Regions from separate parts of the Homo sapiens genome. Here all the other regions are linked to region 1. The links are chromatin contacts, found by Hi-C or POLR2A ChIA-PET in ENCODE. All regions are on one chromosome and are shown on one strand. Each heading gives the region's core, a stretch centred on a gene start or an enhancer-like site at or near the end of the contact. The rest is flanking DNA. Distances are from core to core; before and after follow the strand shown.

The links. Hi-C counts contacts between places; a loop is a spot of excess contacts on that map. ChIA-PET counts read pairs that join two places held with the same protein, here RNA polymerase II (POLR2A). Pooled maps may share reads with other maps.
Region 2: a pooled map shows a loop between it and region 1 (6-fold over the local background). The contact joins the promoter of HOMEZ here to the promoter of HAUS4 in region 1. A Hi-C loop is called at or near these places in 7 of 50 pooled maps. POLR2A ChIA-PET finds 5 or more read pairs at or near these places in 2 of 52 experiments (AG04450 and HEK293).
Region 3: a loop to region 1 is called in a pooled map, with 2.6 times the contacts of the local background. The contact joins the promoter of RNF212B here to the promoter of HAUS4 in region 1. A Hi-C loop is called at or near these places in 1 of 50 pooled maps. POLR2A ChIA-PET finds 5 or more read pairs at or near these places in 2 of 52 experiments (A673 and activated T-cell).

Annotation. Positions count from the first base shown.
Region 1 is chr14:22,954,828-22,959,232 of GRCh38, forward strand. HAUS4 (HAUS augmin like complex subunit 4) reads right to left here and starts at 2,263. Exons shown (of 10, transcript NM_001166269.2): 1 at 2,089-2,263; 2 at 273-349. The coding sequence starts at 327. It overlaps MIR4707 (microRNA 4707), which reads right to left and starts at 2,202; the gene lies at 2,123-2,202. RefSeq lists enhancers at 1,955-2,084, 2,467-3,046, 3,047-3,625 and a silencer at 3,425-3,785.
Region 2 is chr14:23,283,389-23,287,793 of GRCh38, forward strand. HOMEZ (homeobox and leucine zipper encoding) reads right to left here and starts at 2,744. Exons shown (of 2, transcript NM_020834.3): 1 at 2,525-2,744. The coding sequence starts at 2,564. RefSeq lists a silencer at 2,474-2,883 and an enhancer at 2,974-3,253.
Region 3 is chr14:23,235,833-23,240,237 of GRCh38, forward strand. It overlaps RNF212B (ring finger protein 212B), which reads left to right and starts at 2,104. Exons shown (of 15, transcript NM_001282322.3): 1 at 2,104-2,223. RefSeq lists a silencer at 1,794-2,158.

The DNA.
Region 1 (4,405 bases), core at 1,013-3,512:
CCATTCTCCTGCCTCAGCCTCTGGAGTAGCTGGGACTACAGGTACCCACCACCACGCCCAGCTAATTTTTCGTATTTTTAGTAGAGACAGGGTTTCACCGTGTTAGCCAGGATGGTCTCGATCTCCTGACCTCGTGATCCACCCACCTCAGCCTCCCAAAGTGCTGGGATTACAGGTGTGAGCCAATAAATGCTTTTTACTAGAAAAGGCAAGAACCTGGATAAGACCTCTCTGGATAAATCATCAAACCTTTTGCAAGTGGCTACTCTTACCTTGTTGAAGTATTTCCATCCCTTCTCCAGGTGAGCAGAAATCCCCGGATGCCATTTGATTTTCTTGGGATTCTAATCTGTGGAACCAAGAAGTGAAAGAAAACAAAAAGATGAATAAACAGCTGGCTGCTCCAAGGACACTACCTTATGTTCAAATTTCTGCTGTCCACAAGCTGGAAAGGAACCTCAAGGATGACTTTTACAGAGGGCCTATACCACACATCCTGGGTCCCAAGCTCTTACACAAGCTTTATGGACAAACAGATTTACAAGTGCCAAAACATGTCACATTCTAAGCACACATGTGTTTCCACTTGCTCCAAGCTGTCCAAAAGGAGCATCCTAAAAAGAGAACTTTCCAATTCACTGAGTCTAAACAAGAGGATTCTCCACCACCACCACCATTATGCCAAAGTTAAAACTGAGCTGCAGCTTCCCAGTTATGAGTGAACTGGGGGAAAAGGGAAAAAAATCAAAGTCTACTTTTTCCCCCCAAATAACTCAGCTATCAAATTCCATAATAGTTTTTTTGTGCTTCTTTTTTTGTCTAAGATCTGTTGGTAGTTTTTTTTTTTTTTATCATTAACTCTAGAATCATCCTTCAGGAATGACAAATCATTCCACACTTGAACAACTGGTTTTCACATAACAGCCTAAGAAAAGAGCACCTGGAGGAAACAGCGTGACAAGAAGACTGACAGTGAGGTCAGTGGCAAAAGAGTAATGCAAAGGTGTAATGTGGCTACAACGAGAACGTGAGCTGTGGGTGTTTTGCCAGAACATGGAGTGCGCTGAAAGGAATGACACCAACACAGGGGCAGTAAAGATGGGCACAGTTTGACCTCAGGAGACAAAAATTTTCCCTTGACATTACTTTTCATGTTTTTGCTCTGCCCCTCCTCTCTGCAAGGTATCAAACTCCAAAGGGCAACTGAGCCTCCCAAAGCTGAACAGGCATTGAAGGTTATTATGATTTAACGCTTCATGTTTATAGAACATTTGGTTTACTCGATCGTTTTATGAGTAACATCAAAGTAACTACTCATTTGTTTTCTAACATGGTCTAGAGGGGGACGCAGCTGAGGAGGCAGAATGCTGGGACTTAATTTGCAGCTCGGCCGGCCGTTGCTTCTGAGAACTTAAGGAAAATGCTTTTTTCTGTGCCAAACTTTTCCCACCTGCAAAACTGAGATAACGATTCCTGCCTTGGATGAGACATTAAGAATTAATAACACAATCGACTTGTCAACAAAAGCCACTACTTAGTTAAGTTCAGTGTTTTAACAATTCTGTTTATCGTTGATCTATGACTGCAAATAAAAAGTTTTGCAGGCAAATTTCGCACTTGGAAATGAAGACCAACCCAAATTCCAAAAAGCTAGCTGTTCGTCCCCCCCTAGGGTAAGTGTCCCCTTGCGTTTTTTAGGGTGCCTTTCTTTACCCTTCTTAAAGGTTACAGGGCGTGAACGGCAATCAGGCTCGATTCTCCACCCTCTGCACTCAGACGTGTTAAAACGCTGCTACAGGGACCCAAGCATTTAAATGTTCTGACTCAGGCGTCTTTTAAATTCTTAGAGCTGTCTTTACACGCTGCACTGAACGTTAAATTGATTTTACAGGTTATTTTCACAAGATATGACCCTTACAGGGCCCGAGATGAATCAAAATGCAGAACGGGCTCTCCGGCGCCTACTTCCCTTCTGTCTGGGCGGCCAAGGATTCCCAAGAGCGACGACGGTCTCCGGCCACTGGCCGGAATGACTCTCCCAGAGCTCCTCTTCCCCGAAGCTCCGCCCGCCGACCCTCTAAAGCAAACCTGCACACCCTGGGGCAGCTGAAGCTCTCAAGGCGGTGCCGAGAACCTCGGCTGGGGCGGGCTGGCCAGCAGCGTCTACACCCCAGAACCCGCCCGCGCCGGGGCTCCGGAACCTCTCGTTCGGGCCGGGCGCAGGGGCTGGGGGAAGCGAGGCCCGGAAAGACCAAGCTGAAAGGCCCGGGAAGGGGAAGGAGCCGAAAGTGCACTAGAGGCCGCGACGAAGGAGGTGGAGGCGGGGCCACACTCGAGGCGGGAACGGCAGGCCCCGCCCCTCGACGGGTGCGCGCTGGGTTCCCAACGCCCTGGGTTCGCATGCTCGGGTGGTGGAACCCGGACTGGGAAACAGGATGGTCTCGGAAAGGCTTTTTTGCCCCTTCTCATTAGTGCCTCCCCAGTGAAGGGCAGATGCTGAGAAAATGGTGGTAATTGCTAACATTTATTGAGGGCCTACGATGAGTCAGGCACTACGCCAAGCATTTTGCTTGCCTTGCCTCGTTTTTTTTTTGAGACGGAGTCTCGCTCTGTCGCCCAGGCTGGGGTGCAGTGGCGCAATATCGGCTCGCTGCAAGCTCCGCCTCCCGGGTTCAAGCAATTCTCTGCCTCAGCCTCACGAGTAGCTGGGATTACAGGTGCCCGCCACCACGCCCGGCTAATTGTTGTATTTTTAGTAGAGACGGGGTTTCACCGTGTTAGCCAGGATGATCTGGATCTCCTGACCTCGTGATCCACCCGCCTCGGCCTCCCAAAGTGCTGGGATTACAGGCGTGAGCTACCGCCCTCGGCCAGGCCTCGTTTAGTTCTTAAAGCGTCCTGTGAGAAAGTCACCATTATACTCATTTTACAGAGGGGGAGAACTGAGGCACAAAGGGTTAAGTTCGAGGTCGCCATTTGGGGGGTCTAAACCTGTCCCAATAGCTCTCGGAAGGAACCTTCCCAGACCTGCCACCCAAGCCGCGTCCTGCGAGTCTCCTCACTAAGGCCTGGCTCTGAGGCGCTGCCGCCCAGCCCAGCCCAGCCCAGCCCAGCCCATGCCGGGCACCATACAGTGCTTCCTCAGGGTCACCTTCCTCTCGAATTCCCACCACAGACTCCCTATTAGCGCGCATTCCTCATTCGCCTGTTTTGTTTGTTTGTTTGTTTGTTTTCTTGGGGGTACGGAGTTTCGCACTTGTTGCCCAGGCTGGAGCGCAGTGGCACGATCTCGGCTCACCGCAACCTCCACCTCCCAGGTTCAAGCGATTCTCCTGCCCTAGCCTCCTGAGTAGCTGGGATTACCCGCACGAGCCACCACGCCTGGCTAATTTTTATATTTTTAGTAGAGACAGAGTTTCACAATATTGGCCAGGATGGTCTCGCACTCCTGACCTCAAGCAATCTGCCCGGCCAAATATCTTTCACCTGTCTTAATCTTTTTTTTTTTTTTTTTCCAGACGGAGTCTTGCTCTGTTGCCAGGCTGGAGTGCAGTGGCGCGATCTCTGCAACCTTCACCTCCCGGGTTCAAGCGATTCTCCTGCCTCAGCCTCCTGAGTAGCTGGGACTACAGGCGGGCGCCACCACGCCCAGGTAATTTTTTTTGTATTTTTAGTAGAGACGGGGTTTCACCACGTTGGCCAGGATGGTCTCAGTCTCCTGACCTCGTGATCCGCCCGCCTCGGCCTCCCAAAGTGCTGGGATTACAGGCATGAGCCACCGCGCCCGGCCCACCTGTCTTAACCTTAAACCCAACCCTCACTCCCACCCACACCTTCGGTGAATTATTTCAAAAATATAAATTTAAAAAAATAAAGAGCTGGGCATGGTGGCTCACGCCTGTAATCCCAGCACTTTGGGAGGCTGAGGCGGGCGGATCACGTGAAGTCAGGAGTTTGAGACCAGGCTGGCCAACCTGGTGAGACCCCCGTCTCTACTAAAAATACAAAAAATTAGCTCCAGAGGCTGAGGCAGGAGAATCGCTTGAACCCAGGAGGCGGAGGTTGCAGTGACCTGAGATCGTGCCACTGCACTCCAGCCTGGGCAACAGAGTGAGACTCGGTCTCGAAAAAAATTAAAAATAAATAAAAATTAAAAATAAAGAAAATGTTTAGGCGGGGTGCAGTGGCTCATGCCTGACCCAGCACTTTGGGAGGCCGAGGCAGGAGGATCACTTGAGCCCAGGAGTTCGAGACCAGCCTGGGCCACATGGCGAGACGATCCCCATCTCTACAAAAAAAAAATACAAAAAGAAAATATGCAATACTAAGTAAACTGTGCCAAGTATATCACATCTTTTACATTAGATAAGGTGATAGCCTGGAGTGATAGGAAAGGAATCTCCGT
Region 2 (4,405 bases), core at 1,494-3,993, 330 kb after region 1:
TTTTAAAAATTGAAAAAAAAATTCTCTCTCTCTCTCTGAGACAGTATAACACCCTTCTTTCCCCTTGGGCTTTCCATATCCCTGGACAGATGGAAGACAAGAACGGACTGTCTTAAACTTCCAGTTTCTGTGTTTACACAGTCCTAGGAAAAAGAGGACTCTAGAACTTTAGGTTTGAACCTAGGCTTATCGTTAAAGTAGGAGACAGTTAAAGTGGGAGGCGAGGCTGGGTCTAATGGCTCACGCCTGTAGTCCCAGCACTTTGGGAGGCCGAGGCGGGAGGATCACTTGAGGTCAGGAGTTCGAGACCAGCCTGGCTAACATGGTGAAACCCCGTCTCTACCAAAAATACAAAAATTAGCCGGGCATGGTGGCATGCGCCTGTAGTCCCAGCTACTGGGAAGGCTGAGGCAAGAGAATCGCTTGAACCTGGGGGGCGGACGTTGCAGTGAGCCAAGATCACGTCACTGTACTCCAGCCTGGGGGACAGAGTGAGACTCTGTCTCAAATAAATAAATAAATAAAAGTGGGAGATGAGATATGATCCTTTAGAATTCCCTAAATCTTTATTTAGAGACAATCTGAAGCACTCCTGAAATGTGTTTGGGGATACAGTTTTAAGGGCCTTAAAGACTTATAGTGATATTCAGCTTATATGCTTCTTAACTTTTTAGTTCATGAACCTCTTTGAGAATCAGACAAAAGTTACAGACCCTCAGAAAGTTATGACTAACCTTCCCAAAATAAACATTCACACTTACACAATAAACTCAGGGGCTTTAGTTGCTGCCAAGAAGCCAGGTTAAGGCTTACTGCCTCATATCCTTCCAACTTAACAAAGGCAATAGTGATAATCACTTAAAGATGAACAGTTTGATGTGAATGAACGTAAAGAGTTGATGGAATACTCAAGAATTCAAGTGCGTCTAGAAGGGACAAAGTATTTGTGATATTAGTTGGAAAGAGTGGAAGGGAGGGATGCTCAACTGGGCCAGGAGCCTGGCTTAACTGAGCCACTGGATTACATGACCAATACCCACAGTACACTGGAAACTAAAGGCTAAGTAGGCTGCTACTAGTGCGCCAAAATCATCTGCTTCATTCAGTTGTCCTGTGTCCTGGGGCCAGTTTTGTGTGATTACAAACCTGCTTATGTCCATATTTTTCAGTGTCTATATAATAATGTAATTAAACCTCATGTTAAACCTATGAAAAATCACTGCATTAAAAATTGTTTCTTCAGGAATACTGATTTTTAAAAAATTGCTCCTATGAAAACTAAGTCAAATGTTTTGGAGAGACATAACGCAAGGAAGAGTATGCATTTTAAAAATTGTTGAGTTGGGAGTGAGCAAGACAACTGTAAAAGATTGAGCGGTGGGACTTAATCTCAAAAGTACTCTGCACTCAGAAGTGTCTAAATTCATACTTCACTTTAAATAAAGCAAAACGGGAAACCAAAGATGATGAAAGTGCCTGAGTGGCTCTCAGACTGCACACTAGAATTACCTGGGAAGCTTAAAAACCAGGCCACCCTCCTTCCCATTCAGGTTCAATAGTCTGTACTGGGGTCCAGGCATCCAAAGTTTTTAAAAGTTCTCAGGGTACAGCCAGGTTTGAGACTCCCTGTGTAGTTAATACTGGAAAGAGAATTGGGAACTCTGAACAGCAGTCTTAGACACAAAAACAGTCTCACCACTACATCAAAAGATTGGTGAAATGGATATACTTTTAATTATAATGTTTAAGATATGTATGCATTATCTTTAAAATTCCCAATCTGGCTTTTTCAATTACTACCAACTAACCGAATCATGTAATATAAAAGGGCTTCAAGTGTATGATGGGAAGGAGGTTCACATGACAAAAAAAAAAAAAATCTCCTGATAGGGGCCCACATTACCAAACAGGTCTCAGCTTGAGTCTTCTTTCAGTTTAGGAGTCTCAGAATAGGACGCAACACTAGGAACCCCAGAGGACTCAGGTTCTCAGTTTCCTGGTTGGTTCTCTTAGTATGGCTGGGTACGGGAGTCAGAGGGGCAGTTTCTTCTAAACCTTTCATTCCCAAAGGCCACTGATCCCCAGAAGCAAGGCCAGGTTCTGCACGTGTGTTGAGGTCGCCAGGAGGTAGCCGTGGGGGTTGGGGGTTTGTGTGGCGGGGGGGCCTGGGAAGGAAATGTTTCTCCTATCCTCCATTTCACAGGCAGTCCAGAAGGCTCCGAACTGGGTCAGGGAACAAAAAGTTATTGCACTTGGGACGATAAGCCCCATGAGGCAGGCGAATCTCAATCCTACTCTCGCCAAGGGCGCCCCAACCCAACCTTCTTGCCCTCCCCTACACAGACACTCACCCTCCCCTAGTTACAACAGGGGAGGGAACCGAAAAGTCCAGAGGAGAAAAAAGAGAGAACCGGGCCACTTCGAACCTAGAATTATCCCCCCACCAGCGCGGGGATGGGGCTCCAGAGGTGGGAGACCGTACACGAGCTGGGAGGGGAAGTCCAAGGGGCTGGGGATCACTCACCGCAGTCCAGCCCGGGCGGCGGCTCCCAGCCTCGCACCATGGGCCGGGGGGAAGTGGGGGAGAGGGCAGGGGGCCTCCGAGTGGGAGTGGGGTTGCTGCCCGGTGCGGCCGCTCCGAGCCCACCCCAGCGATGGCCGAAACCGGGACTGCCCCCCCCACCGTCCCCGGGAGCGCGCCGGTCTACCCAGCCCTGCTCGAGCAAGTTGGAGGCGGGGCGGATGGGTGGGGTGGGCGTCCAGAGGCGGTGCCAAGGTGGCCCGAGTCCTGATTGGTAGGCGCAGGCGGGCGGGCACGGGCGAAGCGCACTGGGCTGGCCATTGGCTGCGTGGGTCTCGGCTGAAGTCAGGTATTGGCTGCGTGGGCCTCAGCTGGGGTCATCTATTGGATGCGTGGGGCAGGGAAGATGTCCCCTGGGGCCAAGCTGCAGTGCATGGTACCTCCCCCTACCGTCGACCTATCGGCGCCGGACCTTTGGAATACACCGGACCAGGATCCTTCCGAAATTCCCCAAGGAGGGATACTGCACTTTGCTGAACTGTCTGGACCGCCAACAACTCCCAATTTGTTTCCTTCTGAAGGAAGCCCTCCAGGAAGACCTTTTCAGTGCCCCCTCCGGAGCCATACAAACGAGCTGCGCCTTTCCCAGCCGAGAGCCCAACCGCCACCAGCAGCGTCAGCTGTAACAAAGCGCCTAAAGCAACTGGGAACTTGTTCTCGAGAGGGATCAGATGTCTTGCCACCCGGAAAGACGAGGACCTTAGGAGCCTGCGGGCGACTTAGGCCGTTCCCCGGGTCAAACTGGCACCAGACAGATGTTCCCAAAGACGAAGTGCTGGAGCAGTCACCTCATTGGGACCTACCAGACCCTCAGGCTCCCCTCCCTGCCCTAGAAAAGAGGACGCGGAGCTCTCCATAGTATTTGTTTTTCGCTAGCTAGAAAGGGATGAAGACTGAGGTGGGAGAATGACTTGATTTCAAGAGTTCGAGGCCAGTCTGGGCAACATAGCGAGACCTTGTCTCAAAAAAATTTTTTTTAACTTACAAAAAGAAAGGGATGCCAATAAAATGGACTTCAACAAAGCAGTATCCCACACAGTATGAAGTTATGGGCCAAAATTTGTATTTTAGGATTCCCCATCTTCTGTGAGACAGAGTAACAAATGTAAGAAGACAGGCTTGCTCAATTCTGTTTGGCAACATAATTTCACAAAGCCTCTGACTCTGACGTCTCTGGAAAGATCCTTTGAAGACAAAACAGGATAGGGCACACAGTCCTCTATGTCTCTTGCCTGAGTCGCTATATTCCTTAAAAGATAAATGGGCTGGGCGCAGTGGCTCATAAACCTAATCCCAACGCTTTGGGAGGCCAAAGAGGGAGGACTGCTTGAGGCTAGGATCCAAGACCAGCAAGGGCAACATAGCGAGTCCCTGTCTCTACAGAAAAATTTAAAAATTAGCTGGACTTGGTGGCATGCACTTGTAACTACTCAGGAGGCTGAGGCAGGGGGATCATTTGAGCCCAGGAGTTGTAGGCTGTAGTGAGCTATGATTGCACCACTGCACTGCAGCCTAGGCAACAGAGTGACACCCTGCCTCTAAAAATTTAATAATAATAATAATAATAATAATAATAATAATAATAAAAGATAAATGACCCTAGTCCTTGCCTTTTCCTGCACATAAGATGATGTCTAATGGGGTTAGGGATGTTGCCTCTGTAATCTATAACCAAATGTTCTCTTACACCCAAACTTTTATGTGATTCTGCTTTAATGTAACTTATGAGCAAATTTGAGGTAACTTCTGAGCACATACTGAACCCCCACTACCTGTATGTAAGCTGTAAATTAAAATACCGTCAGAGCAGTCTGAACCTTTCTA
Region 3 (4,405 bases), core at 854-3,353, 280 kb after region 1:
AGATCCATTTAAAGTGCAAAACAGACCAAATAATTTTAATGTAACCGGCTATAAAAAGTTCATTGATATGGTTCAGATCCCACTTTGCAATCAACTTTTAACTCAGACTTCCTGAATTTTTATGTGATATCAAAGAGAAATGTTCACAATTATCTGAAAAGGCCATTTAAATACCATTCTCTTTCCCCACATATTTGAGTGAATCCAAATGTTCTTCACACACTCCAACCAAAACAGCGTACTGCAAAAGTTAATGCAGAAGCAAATATAGGACTCCACCAGCTTTCTATTAAGCTACATAGCAAGAGATTACAAAAATGTAAAAACGATGCCACTCTTCTCACTAAATTTTTCTTGTTTTGGAAAACATATTTTCCATAGATTATTTATATTAACATTTTGGCCAGGCGCGGTGGCTCACACCTGTAATCCCAGCACTTTGGGAGACCAAGGCAGGTGGATCATGATGTCAGGAGTTCGAGAGCAGCCTGGCCAACACGGTGAAACCCCGTCTCTACTAAAAATAGAAAAAATTAGCTGGGCGTAATGGCAGGCGCCTGTAATCCCAGCTACTCAGGAGGCTGAGGCAGGAGAATCGCTTGAACCCAGGAGGCGGAGGTTGCAGTGAGCCGAGATGGCGCCACTGCACTCCAGCCCTGGCGACAGAGTGAGACTCTGCTTCAAAAAACAACAACAACAACAACAAAAAGCAAAAAAACCCCAAACAACAACAACAAACAAACACACATTTAATGGGGTTTATTATTGTTTTCAAATAATATTTAAAAATTTCAAATAATAAATATTTTAAAATTTCTCACTTTTAATTGCTAATTTGGTAAATATTGGTAGATGCAATTTACATAAACAAAAGCTCTTTGGAGGGTCTTCAATAATTTTGTAAAGGAAGCCTGAGACCAAAAAGTTTGAGAACTACTACTCTAAGTGGATTCCTCAGGAAAAGCTCATTTGCATGCTTTTTGCCAGTGGCCTTTATACCTGAACACAATATAAGGGGATATAAATTTCTGGGATCATAGTTTCCGTGAAAATCTGGAAAATGTTGTTTCATTGTTATCTAGAATGCTTCTGTGGAGAAATCTGATGCCAATCTTATTCTGTCTCTCTCTTTTTTTTTTTTTTTTGTTTGAGGCAGTGTCTTGCTCCCTCAACCAGGTTGGAGTGCAGTGGCGTGAACACAGCTAACTGCAGCCTCGACCCCGTGGGATTAAGTGATACACCTGCCTCAGCCTCCCTAAGTAGCTGGGACTACGGGCACCCGCCACCACACCCGGCTAATTTTTTTTTTTTTTTAAAGACGGAGTCTCTCTCTGTCTCCCAGGCTGAAGTGCAGTGGCGCGATCTCGGCTCACTGCAACCTCCGCCTTCCGGGTTCAAACGATTCTCCTGCCTCAGCCTCCTCAGTAGCTGAGATTACAGGTGCGTGTCGCCACACTCGGCTAATTTTTGTATTTTTAGTAGAAGCGGGGTTTCGCCATGTTGGCCAGTCTGGTCTATAACTCCTGACCTCAAGTGATCCGCCCGCCTCGGCCTCCCAAGGTGCTGGGATTACAGGCGTGAGCCACCGCCCCTGGCCAAAAATTTCTGAATAAAGGTTGACTTTTTTTAATTGAAATTTGTTAGTTCTCAATTAATATCACACTGTTCTTTGTCCGCATCATTTTTAAATTTTCCTGTTTCCGATTTTACGCTATTCTTTCAAAGCACCCATTATTTTCATTTCATTTTAGAATATTAAGCAAAAGTTTTCGCCCACTTTATGACCACAATTTATATTGCGTTCTCATCGTTTATTGGAACATTAATTAGGTTTTATTTTCACCTTTTTGTTTCCACAGTAACATGTATGGGATTAGGTTACAGTGTTTATTTGTCCCCAATCTTTTAAGTGAGGTGAATTTTCCTGGGCTGCTGGGAAAAGTCTCCTACACCCCTCTCCCGCCACCGCGAGCCGCTCCTAGCCCAGTGACAGCCTCTGCGGGCCCCGCCCACGCCCCGCGCACGCCACGGAGCCACGCCCACTGATTTAGCATACCGCCAGGCCCCGCCCACACCTCTCACACCGCCTCGGCTGCGCCCAGCCTCTTTCCTCACCCGGTGCCAAGCCAGCTGTTTACTTTCCCGCCATGTCCAGCTCTTCGTGAGGAGAACTGGATGATTTCCTGAGATCTGAGGCTTTCTGGAATCACAGCGGCCAAGCGGGTAGGGAGTGTAGCCAGAAAAAGAACTGAGAAGCTTGAGACGGCTGAGGCCCCATCGCCTCTGGAAAGCAGGGGAATTTTGCCCTCAGGGTCGCCTTAATCACCCTGTTCACTGCCTTTTTTATGTTGGGCTCATCTGGTCAATTCAGGGGATGACATTGTTGCTGCCCTTAAACAAACCTGGGCATATAGAACGGGGCCTTTTCAGTGGTTTTTTAGACTCACTTGCTGGTGAAAGTTAGTGTATCACGATCGAACAAATAGGACAACGAAGCTCGTGGCACTGTGGGATGCGTTTGCGTTGAGCTGTTTATTCAGTACATTTTTTATCGTAAATCTTACGAAGTTTGTATCCCTCAGCGGTTACACACACACACACATCCTACGAAAAGTCCCGGTGCAGTGACTCCCGCCTGTAATCCCAGCACTTTGGGAGGCCAAGGAAGGAGGATCGTTTGAGTCCAGGAGTTCCAGACCAGCCTGGGTAACACAGAGAGGCCTTGTCTCTACAAAAAATAAAAATAAAAATAAAAAATAGCCAGGCGTGGTGGTGCTCGCCTGTAGTCCCAGCTACTCCAGAGGCTGAGGTGGGAAGATCGCTTGAGCCCAGGAGTTCCAGGCTGCAGCGAGCCCTGATCTGCCACTGCACTCCAACCTGGAGACAGAGCCAGACCCTGTCTCAAAATAATAATAATAATAATAATAATAATAATAATAATAATAATAATCCCACAAAGAAACCTTACAAAGTCACATTTACTCAGGTATTTAACAAAGTATATGAAATTGGTATTGGCAGAAAATACAGGCTATATGATTACCATGTCTAACACAAAAGTTATTTAATGTGGGAGCAAGAACTTTACATGGGGAATCAGGAGACCAATAACTAAAGATGGAACTTTCGACAAGTCATTTAATTTTACTGAATATCAGGTACCTCTTTTGAAAAATGTTGGGACTGAACAAACATTAAGTAATTTTTCAAAGTCCATATCAGATCTATGATTCTGAGTTTCTTTTTTTTCAGATGGAGTCTCACTCTGTCGCCCAGGCTGGAGTGCAGTGGCACGATCTTGGCTCACTGCAACCTCCTGGGTTCAAGCAATTATCATGCCTCAGCTTCCCAAGTAGCTGGGGTTACAGGCGTGCACCACCACACCCAGCTAATTTTCTTTTATTTTTAGTAGAGACGGAGTTTTGCCACGTTGGCCAGGCTGGTCTTGAACTCCTGGCCTCAGGTGATCCACCCACCTCGGCCTCCCAAAGTGCTGGGATTACAGGTGTGAGACACCATGCTTGGCCTGATTCTGAGTTTCTGCAGAAGAAAAGTATATTTCCTTCTGTGGAAGGAAAGTATACAAGCTGAGACCATACCATCATTCATCAGCCCTATTTCCCTTAGATAAAATGTGTCCCAAGTGGCTAATATGTGATCTTCTCTTTCTGGTTCACTACCTTCTCTTGGCTCCACTCTCACCATATCACAGGAAGTAGTTAAAAAAGAAATGGACGATTCATTTTTTGTTTTTATATTTTTAGGATTGTATTTTCTTTTTTCTTTTTCTTTTTCTTTTTTTTTGAGACGGAGTCTGGCTCTGTCGCCTAGGCTGGAGTGCAATGGCACGGTCTCAGCTCACTGCAACCTCTGCCTCCTGGGTTCAAGTGATTCTCCTGCCTCAGCCTCCTGATTAGCTGGGATTACAGGTGCCTGCCACCATGCCCAGCTAATTTTTATATTTTTAGTAGAGATGGGGTTTCACCATGTTGGCCAGGCTGGTCTTAAACTTTTGACTTCAGGTGATCCACCTGCCTCGGCCTCCCAAAGTGCTGGGATTACAGGCGTGAGCCACTGTGCTTGGCCAGGATTGTATTTTCTAATTACAAACTGGCACATGTATTAATCCAGAAAACCTGGGGGAAAAAAAAGTAAAGGAAAACACACACACACACACACACACACTCATAACCTCACCACTCAAAAAAAAAAAAATCTCACCACTGTCTGTCCATTACTTTTCTAAATGTGTGTTTATATGTATATATATATACACACACACACATTTATATATAAAATGTTATAACAACCTGCTGTTATAAAAAGCAGTCTGCTTTTTTTTCACTGTATATGTACATATACTTCTTTACAACCAATTGGAATACCCACAATGATATGCCACATC